Regions from separate parts of the Mus musculus genome. Here regions 1 and 2 are each linked to region 3. Evidence: chromatin loops called from intact Hi-C (ENCODE). Cell type or tissue: left cerebral cortex. All regions are shown on one strand.

What was found. Peaks named below come from ENCODE experiments on the same cell type or tissue, not always from the same donor. Only the 100,000 strongest peaks of a DNase experiment are listed, where the experiment ranks them.
Region 1: a loop joins it to region 3, with 9 times the contacts of the local background. A loop is called at or near these places in 17 of 42 quality-filtered maps.
Region 2: it touches region 3 in a loop (5-fold over the local background); 21 of 42 quality-filtered maps call a loop at or near these places.

The regions. Positions count from the first base shown.
Region 1 is chr15:66,091,277-66,096,276 of GRCm38, forward strand. All of the region lies in intron 1 of Kcnq3 (potassium voltage-gated channel, subfamily Q, member 3), which reads right to left. Among named protein-coding and RNA genes, the nearest start is that of Hhla1, 120 kb to the left of the region's middle. In left cerebral cortex, a CTCF peak has its summit at 2,326 (motif pointing right); DNase peaks (open chromatin) are centred at 944 and 2,398; H3K27ac peaks cover 179 bases.
Region 2 is chr15:66,031,578-66,036,577 of GRCm38, forward strand. The region is part of intron 1 of Kcnq3 (potassium voltage-gated channel, subfamily Q, member 3); the gene reads right to left. Among named protein-coding and RNA genes, the nearest start is that of Hhla1, 57 kb to the left of the region's middle. In left cerebral cortex, a CTCF peak has its summit at 2,511 (motif pointing right); a DNase peak (open chromatin) is centred at 2,513.
Region 3 is chr15:66,282,354-66,287,353 of GRCm38, forward strand. It overlaps Kcnq3 (potassium voltage-gated channel, subfamily Q, member 3), which reads right to left and starts at 4,276. Exons shown (of 15, transcript NM_152923.3): 1 at 3,483-4,276. The coding sequence starts at 3,871. It overlaps Gm27242 (a long non-coding RNA gene), which reads left to right. Exons shown (of 5, transcript XR_875391.3): 1 at 1-97. In left cerebral cortex, CTCF peaks have their summits at 2,246, 3,469 and 4,513; DNase peaks (open chromatin) are centred at 1,576, 1,752, 2,241, 3,078 and 4 more places; H3K4me3 peaks cover 4,297 bases; H3K27ac peaks cover 4,175 bases.

The sequences.
Region 1 (5,000 bases), 190 kb before region 3:
CAGGCATGTGGGAGGATGTTTTGCTCTAGCAGACACATGAGGGGTGTTTTTTCTGAGAACAGACACATGGCATATTTCTGTAAGCTGTCTGGTGGAAGGGCATGCGATGTTTTGCTGGAGTGAATGCTTGAGAGGACATGTGCTGTTTGGGAAGAGTATAAGTGTAACCCAACAGACAATGGATGACTCGCTGGTGTTGGTTCACCTTGCTTTCTTCTCCGATCTAGCATACCAAAGAACTTCTGGTGGTGTTCTGGTTACTTCTTGCCAGTTTCCTCCTGCTGCTTTGGGGAAACTTGCCGACCTGTGGAGCCTCAGTTTCTTCTGGATCAAGGCACTGCTGTTGATTCATGTTTGGTGTTTTGCTAGTGGACTGGACTGCTGACAATGAAGACTGGAACCACCCCAAGGAAGGAGACTGATGACTACTTCTACAGGCCCATGCCCTCCCTGTCCTATCAGTCATTTTCCTCCTCTACCTTTGGTTGGTTGACACATTTAAGAACCATTATTAAAGTAAGTTTTGAAAAATATAAGCCTGCAAGTATCCCATAGTCTTTCAACCTAGGAAAATTCCTCCCATACATAATAAGCTTAAAGGGTTATGATCAAATGAACAAACAAACAAACAAAATATAATCAAGGGATCCTTCTGGAATTCACATACATAAATGGAATTCTTAGGAATTGTTAATTTTTCCTTCTCAAATCCCTAGTAGGAAACTTGGGCACATTGCTACATCCAGTATGGCCAGGGCCCTGAGGCTAATGCAAAGAAACTGCTTCCAGCAAATAAACTAGCTACCTTGCTCTCTAATTCTTGTGCAAATGGCCAGAACCCTGTGGGCTAGGCAAAGGGGACTTAAATCAACCCAGGAAATAAATAAATAAGTGCCTCAAAATAACAAGATGAGAGATTTCCAATAAACGGCTTCTGCCCAGGCCCTTGAGAGAAGAGTCATGTGGAGAGAAAATGCCAACCACTGCAGATTTACAAAGCGACTGTAGCAAAACGGAAATAGGTTTGCAGAGACACGTGCTGTCTCCACAGCACAGCTTCAGGGTTTCTTTTATGAGCCATTCTGGAACAGAAACATCCCTTTAAGTCATTATTTGGTAAAAGGGGAAGTGTGGGGTTGTTTTGTTTTGTTTTGTTTTTGTTTTTGTTTTTATCATTGTTGTTTGCTTGGGCTGCCCTCTTTCTGCCTGCCCCACTCCTTCCATTAGCATTGGCTTTCCCTCTGTTTTTTGTTTGTTTGTTTGTTTGTTTTTGTTTGTTGTTTTTAACTGTGGCTACTGACACCTTGGCTTGCAGGCTAAGCATCGCTTCCTCCAGAAATCTCTTAGTGCTCTGGAGAATTCTCCAGAAAGGGTTGTTCCTCAGTCTGAAAATATTAAATGGAAACTTCTGAAAGTTACTCTGGACAGTTGAGCCCATAAGTCTAAAGTGAACATCATACTAAGTCCCAGGAAGTCTTGTGTCATTCCTCTTTGCTCTGCCAGGGATGTGAACCTTCCCTAAACTAGCACATCCATTGCATCTAAGGTACCCATCCTTTTACCACCCTGCCACCTTGGTTATCAAATCCAGTGTGCTGGTACATCCGTGCTTGTGTTCAAAAGCTCCTCTTTCAATACACCATGGCTTCAAAGCAAAAAGGTGGCGATATAAGAAAATATAATGGAACAGACCACAGAAGGATAGATTAACTCTGGCACTAAGAGGAACCCAGAGAAACACACTCCATACAGAATTCTAGATTTCACATATTTCTGGCTACTTTCTAGGAGCCTTGACACTATCCTTTTATGGATAGCAGAGGAAGTCTACAATACTGGCTCATTTACTACTAACCTAATGCTAGAAGTATGTGTTACTATAGTCCCAGGTATATTGGGGTGTAAAGAGAAACATTAAACACTTTCATTAATGCCCACACAGACAAAGTCAGATCTGACATTTTAACCAAGTTTCTGGGCTCCACATCAATAGAACATTAGGACTCCATGACACGTACATGCCAAAACTACAATCTACATGTAATGTTAGAGTCCTCCACTATTGCTCTGACATACTATGAGTTATAAAACTGTATTAGGAATAGGAGTTTAAAAGATTATAACAGTCATTAGCTATTTTCTAATTCTAGATAATGCGTTGGTGGTTCATAGAAAATGAGACTTTTTCCAGTCAACGAGTCTCCATATGGAACACGGATGTCTGGAATCCTTCCAATTAAGTACATAAATAAATATACAAATAAATATCGCATTCTGTTAATATAGCTTGCCTTTTGCTATCACTTCTCTCATGAAGATGGTGATTCCTTAGATTGACCTGTAGGGGGAGCTCAAGACCCTCTTTAGCTGACTGTGGTAGTAGAAACAGTTCAGATCCTCCTTCCTCCCTCCCTGTTTCCTTCCCTCTATCCCTTCCCCGCTTTCTCTTCCTTTTTGGACAGGTTTTTACTGTGAAGTCCAAATACGGTGGTGTCATGAGACTTGTAGAAATACCCCCGCCTCAGGCTCTTGAGTGTTGCAATAATGGGTGTGAGCCACCACGTCTGGCTTATCTATCCCTATCTTCTAACAGAAGCACTCACTGCCTTCTACCAGTCTCTTCACACCCAGAGACTCACCATGTAGCTCACCCGGACCCTGCCTCTTTCAGCCACACCTCTGACCCAGCCAATCAGTGGATGACCACTGCTCCATGGCATAGTGATTAGCTAGGGAAAGACAGCCAAGACAGTACCATTAGAAGCAGTTCACGGACCTTATTTCCTTGAAACTAGATTTCTCTCCTCAACCTCAGAAGGTAGTCATAGCCAGGCCTGAGTTGGCAAGCTACCTTCCTGCCTCTAGGAAGGGAGAGTCTGACAGAGCATCCATGGAGACATGTGGAGTCAAGAGACAAAGAGACACACGTTTCTTGACAGCATCATTTTGAGTCCCTGTCTTCAACCTGTTTGGGATGTCAGCAATTCTTGCATGAAAAGGAAAAGAAAACCTTACCCCCATAAAATACCTTCTATAAGTGGGATTTGTGTTTAGGGCAACTTAAATAGTTTATAGTTAATTTCTTTATAGTCTGTGGTTATGGTGCATTTAAACTATTTCAGAAAGTCTTAAGTTTCTGAGACAAGCTAATTAGAGTGATACTTAGCTTAAAACATAGAGTACAACCTGTGGGGGAGCTGGCCAGTGGCCTAGTTGTATCTGAACACGAATAGATTGTAAAACACCCTCAGAGAAGGCTTATGACACACCAACAGACATCTTCTGCATCTCTGAAAAGATGGGCAGTACTCAGGCAGAGATACTGGTCTTACTTGCAAGGCTTCAGCCCCTTCCCACAGGGCATCCTATCATCCTATCATCCTATCATCCTAGCATCCTATCATCCTAGCATCCTATCATCCTAGCATCCTATCATCGGACTGTTGAGATGAAGCTGTCACCCTCAGATGCTCATATTCATCTCTACCTACTACCTACCTAAGTTTAGGCAGAAGGAAACTTCACTGAAGGAGGCTGTTGTAAAGTTTATCAGCTCTCATAGATATTCTACTCTATTTCCTGGTACCAAATAGGTTGAGTCAAAGCATACACATTGCCCTTTAAAACTCTACTTTATTGAATGATATGGAAGCTGGGAACATACACCAAATATAAGGTCTAGAACAGAAAGAACTATTAAACATCCACTCACTGTAAGGACTGTGCCTTGCAAGATGCTATGGAGGGTGGTACACCTTCCTGCAGAGCATCCTTTGAAAATGAGTAGAGGAAGCCCTGGGCTGAGTTACTCTTCCTAAACAATTTCTCTGTTTGGTTTTCTTTTTCCTTCTAAATGATGAGTTTTGTGTCTCATCTTTGAGAGGAAAGGGAGCCAGGTGGAACCACCTGAAAAGCATGTTGCTCATTACAGGCTCCCCTGGATCTACTTGGCTTCCATCCTGGTTTTCCTTTCCGGTTTGGCACTAACTGTCAACGTTATGAGGTTACAGCTAATTGTTCCTCTAACCAGGGTTCATATGAAATAACTAAGCCTAGAACTTCAGCTAAGGGGAGATGGTCAGACCACTGTGTCAGTGTTGTCATTCAAGCATAACCAAATGGACAAGCCTCTTATGGCATCTTGTCTTTTTTTTTTTTTTTTTCCATTTTTTATTAGGTATTTAACTCATTTACATTTCCAATGCTATACCAAAAGTCCCCCATATCCACCCACCCCCACTCCCCTGCCCACCCACTCCCCCTTTTTGGCCCTGGTATTCCCCTGTACTGGGGCATATAAAGTTTGCAAGTCCAATGGGCCTCTCTTTCCAGTGATGGCCGACTAGGCCATCTTTTGATATATATGCAGCTAGAGTCAAGAGCTCCGGGGTACTGGTTAGCTCATAATGTTGTTCCACCTATAGGGTTGCAGATCCCTTTAGCTCCTTGGCTACTTTCTCTAGCTCCTCCATTGGGAGCCCTATGATCCATCCATTAGCTGACTGTGAGCATCCACTTCTGTGTTTGCTGGGCCCCGGCATAGTCTCACAAGAGACAGCTACATCTGCGTCCTTTCAATAAAATCTTGCTAGTGTATGCAATGGTGTCAGCGTTTGGATGCTGATTATGGGGTGGATCCCTGGCTATGGCAGTCTCTACATGGTCCATCCTTTCATCTCAGCTCCAAACTCCGTCTCTGTAACTCCTTCCATGGGTGTTTTGTTCCCAAATCTAAGGAGGGGCATAGTGTCCACACTTCAGTCTTCATATGGCATCTTGTCTTAAGAGGAATCATTCTACCTGGATTTTTACATACCCCAGTGTGGGCTGCAGGGCTATTATCACTGCCTATAAAACCAGAAGAGATAGGTAAAACAGTCCTATTCAGAGGTGCACTAGTCATTCCCAGTGCCCTCAGACTTTCCTAGGCAATCAGTACTTGTGTCTCTGCATCAGGTAAGTTTCTCTTTGTTTCTTTCTCAGTGAGGAGACCCATGGTC
Region 2 (5,000 bases), 250 kb before region 3:
ACATGCTTTATACGTTACTTCATCCATCAGCCACAGCAACCCTGAAGGTGGAAAAAATGATGAACAGCACTGAGAGTGGTTAAGAAAGGAGCAGGGAACGCCAGGTCCAAGAAGTGGGAGTGGGTGGGCTGGGGAGCAGGGCTGGGGGAGGGTATAGGGGACTTTTGGGATAACATTTGAAATGTAAATGAAGAAAATATCTAATAAAAATTGGAAAAAAGAGAGGCTCATGCTGTTGCTCGATCAGTTAGACATTTTAATTTTTTTTTTTTTTGTCTTAGAACACATTTTCTGACTTCCAGCCTTGTCTAGGAATTTAACCACAATCACCAACCTCTTCAGTCTGTTAGGCTTTTTATTTGAAATGAATAGCTTTAACTTTTAAGTGAAACCTACCTACTCTGAGCCCCGATTCCTCTTCTCAGGTGAGAGTGATGACGGTGTTGATGATGTCAACATCAGCACCTCTCCCTACTACACTTGGTCATCACCTGTCTGTCACCTACCACTTCACACATGCCAGTTCATCATCCTTAGAGTGACTCTCAAGGTCAATATGGCCATTCCCCTGCTGTAGCATTTTAAAGACCAGTATTGTGTAAAATGTTAAGTGCTTGGTTCTACAACATACAGCACTAACCTCAGCTCTATGAGATGTGCCTTCAGTTGGCATTGAACATGGAAGTGGATGCCAAGGCTGAGTTGGTATACAAAAAAACACCACGCATCCCAGAGCCCAAATCCTATAGCAGAAGTAGGAGCCTTTCAGACTCTTCCCAATATCTCATCTGATATGCATGTAAACATGGGGATGGCTCCACAAGATGTACATGGTTGTTCCCTGTGAGTCATGCTCTTATATGATTGCTTCCACCAAGTCTAAGCAGACACCAAGACTCACTCCTTCTTTGCTCTCTTCATTATATGTCAAAAGCCTGTGACTGTGCCACACTACATCGAGTTACATCTCGACAGACTGGAGGGAGAGAATCTCTTCCTGGCCTCAACAAGGCCTCATCATAGGACCGAATTAGACCACTGATGCTCAGAAACTGTGAGTTGCATAAAGAAATGGTATCATTAAAGTCCACCAAGACAGTGGCAATTTGTTGCATAGAATGGTAGGAAACTCAGTACATGATGGGAATCGGCCAAGTGCATCTAACTTTCAGAGTTGGATGACCACGTGGTCTGTGTTGCTTGGTCAGTCATACTCCACTCCTGGAGAGCAGAGGCTGTACCAGGTTTGTTTATATCCAGTGACTAACCCAGGGCTCAGAGCTTTAAGTAACCAAGAATTGCTTTAGGAAAATATCAAAGTGACTTCCATAATTCCCTATTGCTGGAATTAAAGACACAGAACACACACACACACACACACACACACACACACACACACTTTGTTACACAGACATGAGTACACTGGATAGTATGTATACAAGTTATATGACTGGTAGATCACCAATGTCAGTTTCTGGTTTCAATGCCTGGCAACACATTCATATATGACACACACATATGATACATACATACACATACACACATATGGCACACACACAGCACATAAACATACAGTGTATTGATTGAACACTTGCTTAGCATGTGTCAAGTTCTGGCTTTAATTCCTAGTACCTCTGGCTTTAATTCCTAGTACCACACGTGAACACATGCACACACAGGCATATACGATAGAGACACATAGTGTACATACATGTGTATGCACAATGTGCATTCATATAACAGCTCCCATGTGTCTGTTGTTTGCTTTCCATGATTTTAGTCATTCATTGCTAGCATACTCTGAGAATATTAAATGCAAACTCCATAAACAAGCCATTGATGGGTATTAAATTACTTTATTATGATTTGTTACTGTCCATGTTCTACTCAGGTTAGTTATTCCTATTAATCTTGTACCGTGCTTAGTCTGTAAATTAAGCTTTATTACAGGCAGGCAACAAATATAGAAACACACAGTATGAATAGTTTGCTTCTACCGACTATTGGACATTTACCGAGCACCCTAGCACACATCAGAAAGGACAATGGAGATATCTGTATCTATATCTGTACTCAGCTCAGCGAGGGCTGTGGTCAGTGATTGCTGTCATGGCTGGCGAAAGAGAAGGGATGAGGAGATAATAAGGGTTTCCTGAAAGATAATCCTCCTGGTGGTCTCAGAAGGACTGAACAGAGTGACAGGAAGAGCAAGAGGAGCACATTGAGGCTCTTGTTGCTAGGATATGACAAAACAAATGTCGGGTGTGTGGTGGCCTCAGGCCCAAGAATATGAGAAGCTTCGAGAGAATGTGCTGAATTTGAAGTCCAAGTGAAACTCTACATAGTGTCAATCAAAACCCAAGATTAAACTTTACAAGAAAGGTTGATATCCTATGGACCTAGTCTAACACTGTGGGAGAGGAGGTGGAGAAATCACCTTTATCCCACCATGCAGTTTCAAGCTAGTTCTGATCAGCCTGCAGCATGCAGCACCCAGACTTAACCAGCAGGGGGCAGCCAACAACCACACAAGTAGCTATGCACAGGAGTCATTGGGATCTACTTTCTAAGACTGGAGAAAGATCGGTAATTTATGAAACTCAAATCATCTAGGAAGGCCTTCTAACCTCAAGAAGAGAAGACATTTTTCAGCTTCTTGCAAAGTTCAAACTGTCCTTAAAATAGCTCGAGTTCAGCAGTCAGCCTCTGTCAGCCTTGCTGACAGAAGCCGGATGTGTCTGGCCCGCACAGCACCTGCCCTTCAGGTTCCTTTGTCTGGTGCTCTGTAGATGCCTGACTTTAACATTTTTTTTCTCCTCCCCTGTACCATTTGCAACTCTGAGCTCCCTCTCTACAGTCCTTTCTGCTTCTTTCCCTTACCCCTCACTACCTGGCTCATCCCTGTGTCTCTTCTTCTACCCCATCCCTACCTTCCTAGGCTCTGTGCACTCACATCCTCTCCCTCCCTCTGTGGTCTTCAGGCCTAGAATAGGAGGTTTGGGAAGAGATCCCTGAGGGGATCCAGCAGGGCCCTTCTGTCCACATTTCCAGGCTGTGTTTGAGAGCAATGCTGGTCGGTGTCAATGCCGTCCTCATGCCCTTCCCCCAGACACAGTCACCTCCATGCTTCTCCTGAAGAACTCTTTCCTTATCTGCTACCATCTTTCAGCCAAGCAGGAGCTAAAGAAGTCAGGGGAGAAACGCATAAGGGCACTTTGAACTGCACACTATTCGGAACTGTGTGGCTTAGGCAATCAGTCCCAGGTTCAGTGCGTCCTGCCCAGGTCCGCTCAGTACCAGACCTCCACCAGGCAGCACCCAGGGAGACACAGGCAGCTCTTCCATCAAGAAGGTAAAGGAGGACCTGCCATGACACTGAGATAAGGAGGTGGAAAATGCACACACATATGCTGCCATTTCTATTTGGTCTTTTCTTTCTTTTCTCCTGAGAACATCAGTGGAGCCATGGGAAGCGTCACTACTTTATATACATACTTATATACGTAAGACCAGAGCTTCCAAGACCAGGTGACAGCAACACCAAGGGAACAAGAGATTCTACTTGGCTGAGAGCCAGTAAGAGACCTTGATGGAGAATTTGCAGGGAATCCACCAAGTAGGTGAAGGTACCAGGCCACCCCATTTAACTGGGAGGATAGTTCCCTTTCTGTTCCTCTGGACTCCCATATTTGAGAAGTCTTCAATTAGGGACCCTGCTGGGACTTTCAGTAACTCTGGGGCAACTTTCCACTAAATGTCCCTCAAGGCTAGGGAGGCAGGCAGCAGCTGGATCCACTTGATTATCATTAGAGTTCCTTCATTGAAAGCGATGAAAGTTCTCTCATCCTAGGCAGGTGTAGGCAGAATGAACAAATAGAGCGGGTGTGCCTGGCTCCTTCACACCTGACTTGCCTCAAGGCACTGCCATGGTTCCTGGCTCTTGAGCACATGAAATAAACCTGACAAAGAGTTGCTAATAAAGTCTACATATGTAAAGAACTCAAATGATTCAACAATAACAAAATCAAATAACTAAATTACACTGGTCTAAAAATCTGGATATATGAAATATCTATGTATGTACATATACATATAATATAGATATAAATTTTATATATATATATATATTCCCAACTGGTCAAGGCCTCAAAATAATATCTGATTATTTTTTAAACTCTAGTATGGACTGGTCGAGATTGCCTGGAATGCAGGATTCCAACTGCTGCCAACTTATCTGAAGGAAATGCTATTATCGACTGGTAATGTTTGTTAGATAAGAAACAGGACTAAGAATGTGCCATCCCCTAGAGACACAGACATGAGTACATAAACAATACTCTTATTTCCCTAGTGTTTCCTTCTCCTGACTCTGTTCATAATATATTCCCCACACAAGTTCTAGCAACCACAACATTCGAGGAACCCCAAGAAGCCTGCTTTTGTCCCTTTAGAGGCCCAAGTAAGCATGTGAGCACAACATGACACTGGCGGCAGAGTGATGGTGACACCCTGGCCTTCTGCTCTCAGCCTAGTCTGTCTCCCACAATGCCATTTGTGTGTGTGTGTGTGTGTGTGTGTGTGTGTGTGTGTTCAATAAAGTGGAGAGAGCTTTGACAGGATGTGTGCTCTTTCTTAACATGGTTAGACTAATGTGTTGCCTTTCATTAAATCCCAACGACATCAGGGAAACAGGTGAACTATTACACACCAGGAAATTTTAAATGTGATAGGTGTTTACTTTGCCTTTTTTGAGATCTGACCTATGTTCTCCCTTTTCCTTCTGGAACTCATTTTCTCTGCTCAAATGTATCACATGCTTATTTATCTGCGAGGTTCAAATAGTTCAAAACAATCTCATCTGATGTCAGAATCTAACAGTACATATGAAAAAGTACAAAGAGTAATTTTAAAATGATTCAAAGTGATTGCTTCTTTTTATCCTGTGTTAAGAGTTGCAGGACTGCAACTACAACAAGCTAAGAACACCCTGTGAACAGAGG
Region 3 (5,000 bases):
AGGGCAACAGGATGCCTTCCCAGTGCCAAGCTAGCACCAATGCCAAGATGAAGACAGCATCACTCTCCCAACAGGCTCAGGACAATGATAGTATCAGGTATGTGTGACTTCTAAGTAGATCCTGATTCAATATCAACTGACTGCTGAGTACCTCATGTACACTTATTGTGTCATGATTGCCAATTTAAGCATGAAGACCATTCTTCAATGCGGCAGGCCCACCATCCTCAGCTTCCGGGTCGTTCCTACTTAGTGCCTGCAGAACCATATATACAAACTCAGAACCCACCATGTTTCCTGTAATATCAAAGTTTGCCTTAGCCAAAGACAGGGCTGCAGTGATCTTTTCTTGAAGCCAATCAAGAGCTCCACCTCGTCCATCCACCACCCCCCCCCCAAAGCCCAACACTTCCAAGGATGATTCTCCTCTTAAAACCCCGTGGTGCTGACTCCAGCTGCTTACTGCTGTCGCTGTTGTAACAGTAAAGCTGTTATAGCAAAGTCTTGATTAACTAGAATCCTGAGAGAATTCTGCTATGTATCCACACAGCAAATGCTTACTAAGTACCTATCATGGGTTCTATGGTCTCCCAGGGCTTGAGAATAAAAAGAAAACAGAAAAGAGAGAGAGAGAGAGAGAGAGAGAGAGAGAGAGAGAGAGAGAGAGAGAGAGAGAGAGAGAGAGAAATACATCCCACTTTCACTCTCAAGAAGCTTTTGGGTTCATGGGGCAGAGAAGCAAGCTCATCAGCTCAAAGCAGCACACATAATTCTATGCCTGGAGAAGGCATAGGGGGCAACTTGAGCCTAACCAGATTGAAGGCTGAGAAAAGGTACCTAGTGAAGGTGAATAGCTAGGAGCAGGGGATGGGCCTTTGAGGCATAGGAAGCAAGATGGGAGAAATGATTGATTTTCACGTTTATATTTAGGACAGAAAGGGGAGAAAGAAACCTCACTTGACAGGCCTGGTTAATTTACAAAAGAAAGAGAGAGTACTGAACTATGAGCTCATGGTCAACCGAATTTCTTGGTCCCCTCCTGCCATTAGCCACAGCCCAGCACAGGATAATGGGCACTTCACAGTCTGAATTTTAAAAATTCTGCAAAATCCAGAATTGTCAATGAAGCTGTGTTCCCTTGTCTGGGCTCCTCCTGAGCTTGAGGAAGGATGTAAAATGAAGCCACTTGGTAAGCTTATCTGAGTATTAGGAACCCAAACCCAGCCCAAGAAGAGCTTTCCTATAAAGCATATCTTTAATCAGAAGCCACAAAACCTAGCCCCAGCCCACTTCCCATTTTCCTAACAGTGGCTCCTAGGTTCTGATCGGATCCTGGTTTGATTTCCTACTTGAGCTAGAAAAAATGATTATCAAGAGCCTTGCATTATCAATGGGCAATGGGCACCCAGCAATGCTCAGCAAAATGCCCCAAGGATCAGAAATGGAATCTGAGTACAGCCAGAAAGCCAGATATGTTTAAAATCATTATCCCTGCGATGCTGGACAACTGTCTTTATCTCCTGCAGCGGTCAAATTTTCATCCATGAAGCATAAGTTACAGGCATTACCTCATTGTGGTCACGTGAGAAACAAGCACAATGTGTATTTATCTGACAATTCTAATGGTCTTAAGTTTTGAGGTCTTCTCTGGGAAATTCTGGCTATAGGTTTGGCACTTACAAGCTGGTTTCTGAGATATGAACAAGCATACAGTAAAATAACATTGTAGCTGATTCTATAATAGTCTTTATCTATTCTCTCTGCAGACTGGGCAAGGCAAGGCTTCAGATTCCAGCTAGAAAAGGTGGGAGGAGAAGAAAGAGGGAATCTCAAGCTTCAATTAAACACCAGGCTCCAAAGGCATTGAACACACACTGAACACAACTTTATGCAAAGGGACATAGGACCTGCTCTCAGATAATTTGTTCAACCTTTTAAAACTACATATACCCTAGCATTTATTTCATTTCAATTTGAACATGGTTCTAGAGACCAAAGAATGAATGCCAGCTAAACCTCATTTCACTATGAAAGAACAACACATGTTAAGCTTTGGGTCAGATGCTTTCTGAAAATACAGAGGAATCAAAGGCTTGACCAACCAAAATCCAAGTCCCTGGCAAGGTACGTCATCCTTATTCTTGCTGCTTCCTGAGTTTTCAGGGATGCATTCTCGAAAGGCTTTTGTAACCTGGAAGAAACCTGTTGCACAAAACTGCGGTCCTGTGTGGACGCCCCACCTGGTGGCCAAACCAGGAAAAGCTCTTCCAACCTCAAAAGGCAGGCAAGTACTTAAAAAACAGAAGACATTCCCTGACTTCTTCCCTCTTTGTCAGTTAAGGGTCAACCGGAGGGAAACCAATTGCCTTAAATTGGAAGGGTCAAGGTAATAGTCTACTTCCTACCCAAACCATGACAGCCATACAGCTTCCTAAGCCAAAGCCAGGAAGCAGCTGGTATCAAGAAGTGCCTTGTCACACACATCCAAGGTGTTGTGGCACTCAGGATTCCAGTCCTGGGTGAGGAATCCCTCTGATAGTAAGTACCCTCTCTTCCTTCTTAAATACGGGTGTGTATTTTGCATCCCAGGAGTCGGTACATCTGAGTTCCATTTTTCTTCCGCCCTAGCATTTACTTTCTGGGCTAGCATGGAGATTATTTCTAGAGGAGTCCCAGGGGACAAACTTCCCACCGGACTCTTGGGTGTCCAATGCCCTGGTCAGCCAAACCACAGATGGGCAACAGTTGTACCTACAGAGATGGTAGAACCTAAACTATGGGATGTTGCACATAAATCATACGGATGTTCCAGCATCAAATAGCTTCACCTTACCTATGGCTCAGCTAAACCCTTTGGACTAAGCTTGGAAATCCCGCCCCTTTTCTATTCTCCTATTCATTTTACTAAAAGAACACAAAGACCTGCATTTTGGTCTGTCTAAGCCCCCAATTAAAGCCAAACCCATTATTCTTTTACTTCAGCATCCATTCCAAGGAAGGGAAGCACACACATGGAACACGCACGTACACAGGCACTATGCCTATGGGCAGTGTGCACCGCTACTATCCTCAACTCTGGGATATATCATCTAAATTGAGTGGTGATTGCAAGCTATCCACCCCAAGAAGAACCGGTGCTTCTGAAAGGACCGTTTTTGTCCCACTCAACTGCTTCATTAGAAATATCATCTATTTCTTTTAAGCTTCCATGACAATATCCCAGAACATACAATAAATGCGCACTTTTGCGCACTCGCCAGTTCAAATCTCCAACTCAGCTTGAAAGCCTGCTGTCCCAGGCACCAGAAACACTCCGTCACACCGCAGAGAACCATTGGCTAAGGCCAAACTGGTGTCCCTCCATCCCCAACCCAAGCCAGAGAGCACTTCTGAGTGGCCAAAGACACAACACTATGCCAGCCCTGGCCCGAACCCTAAGGTGCACGGCCGCCAAGGGGCGCCCCGAGTGGCCAGGTACTCACACAAGCGCGTGGTAGAGCAGCGCCCAGCCCCGCGGTCTCTCCAGGGCGTCATAGATCAAAGTTTGGATGCGCCTGTACTTGGCGTTGTTCCTCTTGACTGGGCGGCTCAGGGGGGTCTTTGCCAGGAGCCCGATGCCCTGCGGGGTCCTCCTCTGCCCCTCTTCGCGGCCACCGCCCTCCAGCAGCAGGGTCCCGTCTTTGTCGGCTCCGGCCCCTAGCGCCAAGGTGACTTGCTCCACGTCTCCTGGCGCCAGCCCCACTTTCCGCTCCTCGTCGCCGGCCACCGCCGAGTCCCCTCCAGCAGGGTTAGCGGCCCCGCCGCCGCCGCCGCCCCCTTCGCCGCCGCCCCCGCCAGCCGCCCCCGCCGCCCTGCGAGCCTTGAGACCCATCTGCCTCGCCCCCACCGGGCGCTTCGCCTTCTCCGCTGCTGCTCCGGGAAGTAGGAGCACTTGGGGTACGTGGACGAGGCGGCGGCGGCGGCTGCAAGCCCGGGAACTCCAATGCCATGATCCGCGCGCCCCTCCCCGCCCACCCCCCCAAAAGCAGGCAAAGGCGGGCCTCCCGGGGGCCAGAGGAGGTCGGGTGGGGAGTCAAGGGGTCACATCCCGAGCGGGTCCTCTGTGGGACCCGGAGGGGCGCAGGAAGCCGGGGTCCACGGGGAGCCCGTTGAGGGCGCGCGAGGCTGGCGCGGTGGCGCTAGGGCGCGCGACGGCGGGAGCCTGGCACCGAAGCTCCAGGGAGGCGGCGGCGACGGCGGCACCCGGGCCGGCGAGCCCGAGACAGCATCGCAGTTTATTTACAAGCCCTGTGCCAGCCGTCCTCCCGCCCGCCCGCCTGGCACACGCGCCGCCGCCTCCTCCCTCCTCCCCTCTCCCGCCCGCGCCCAGCCCGCTGCTCTAGCCCTAGCCCCGCTGCAGCGGCAGTAGCAGCAGCAGAAGCAGGCGCGCCCGGGCGGAGCGCTCACCACCCGCAGCGTTCTCTGCTTCCCTCCCTCCTTCGCAGGGGTGGGGCTCCATCGTCCCGCCCCTTGGTTGCGGGAGGCCCAGGCGGGGCCCCGCCTCTCCCCGCCGCCCCCCTACCCAAGACAGCCTTGAGGTCCAGCATCACCAGGGCTGTGAGGCCTCTACTACTGCTTCTGCTGGGTCATGAATCCTGAGGCCGTGAAGCGGGAGCTCCCCAGACCCCGTGGGCGTTGGGGTTTCCCCTGAGCGAGAGGAGAAATTAAAAGGGAGTAGATAGAGGCTGAGGCTGCAGCTTTATGTTCAGTCTCCACCCTCCACCTCCTCTGCTTGCCTTTGCAGGTAAAAATCCAAGTTGCTCGGTTAGACATGCTCACACCTCACCCACTGGCTCGGTGATTGCAATGCTTCTTCTATTCCGGGCTCCTGGGGGCTACTGCTTCTGGTAGTTTTGGGGTAGCCCCTTGTACAAGTAGGTGGGAAGACAGCTGAGAAGCGCATGTGAACATCAGAATCAGTATCCTAATTTCTTCCTGGCTCCTAAATCCTGCTGCAGGCA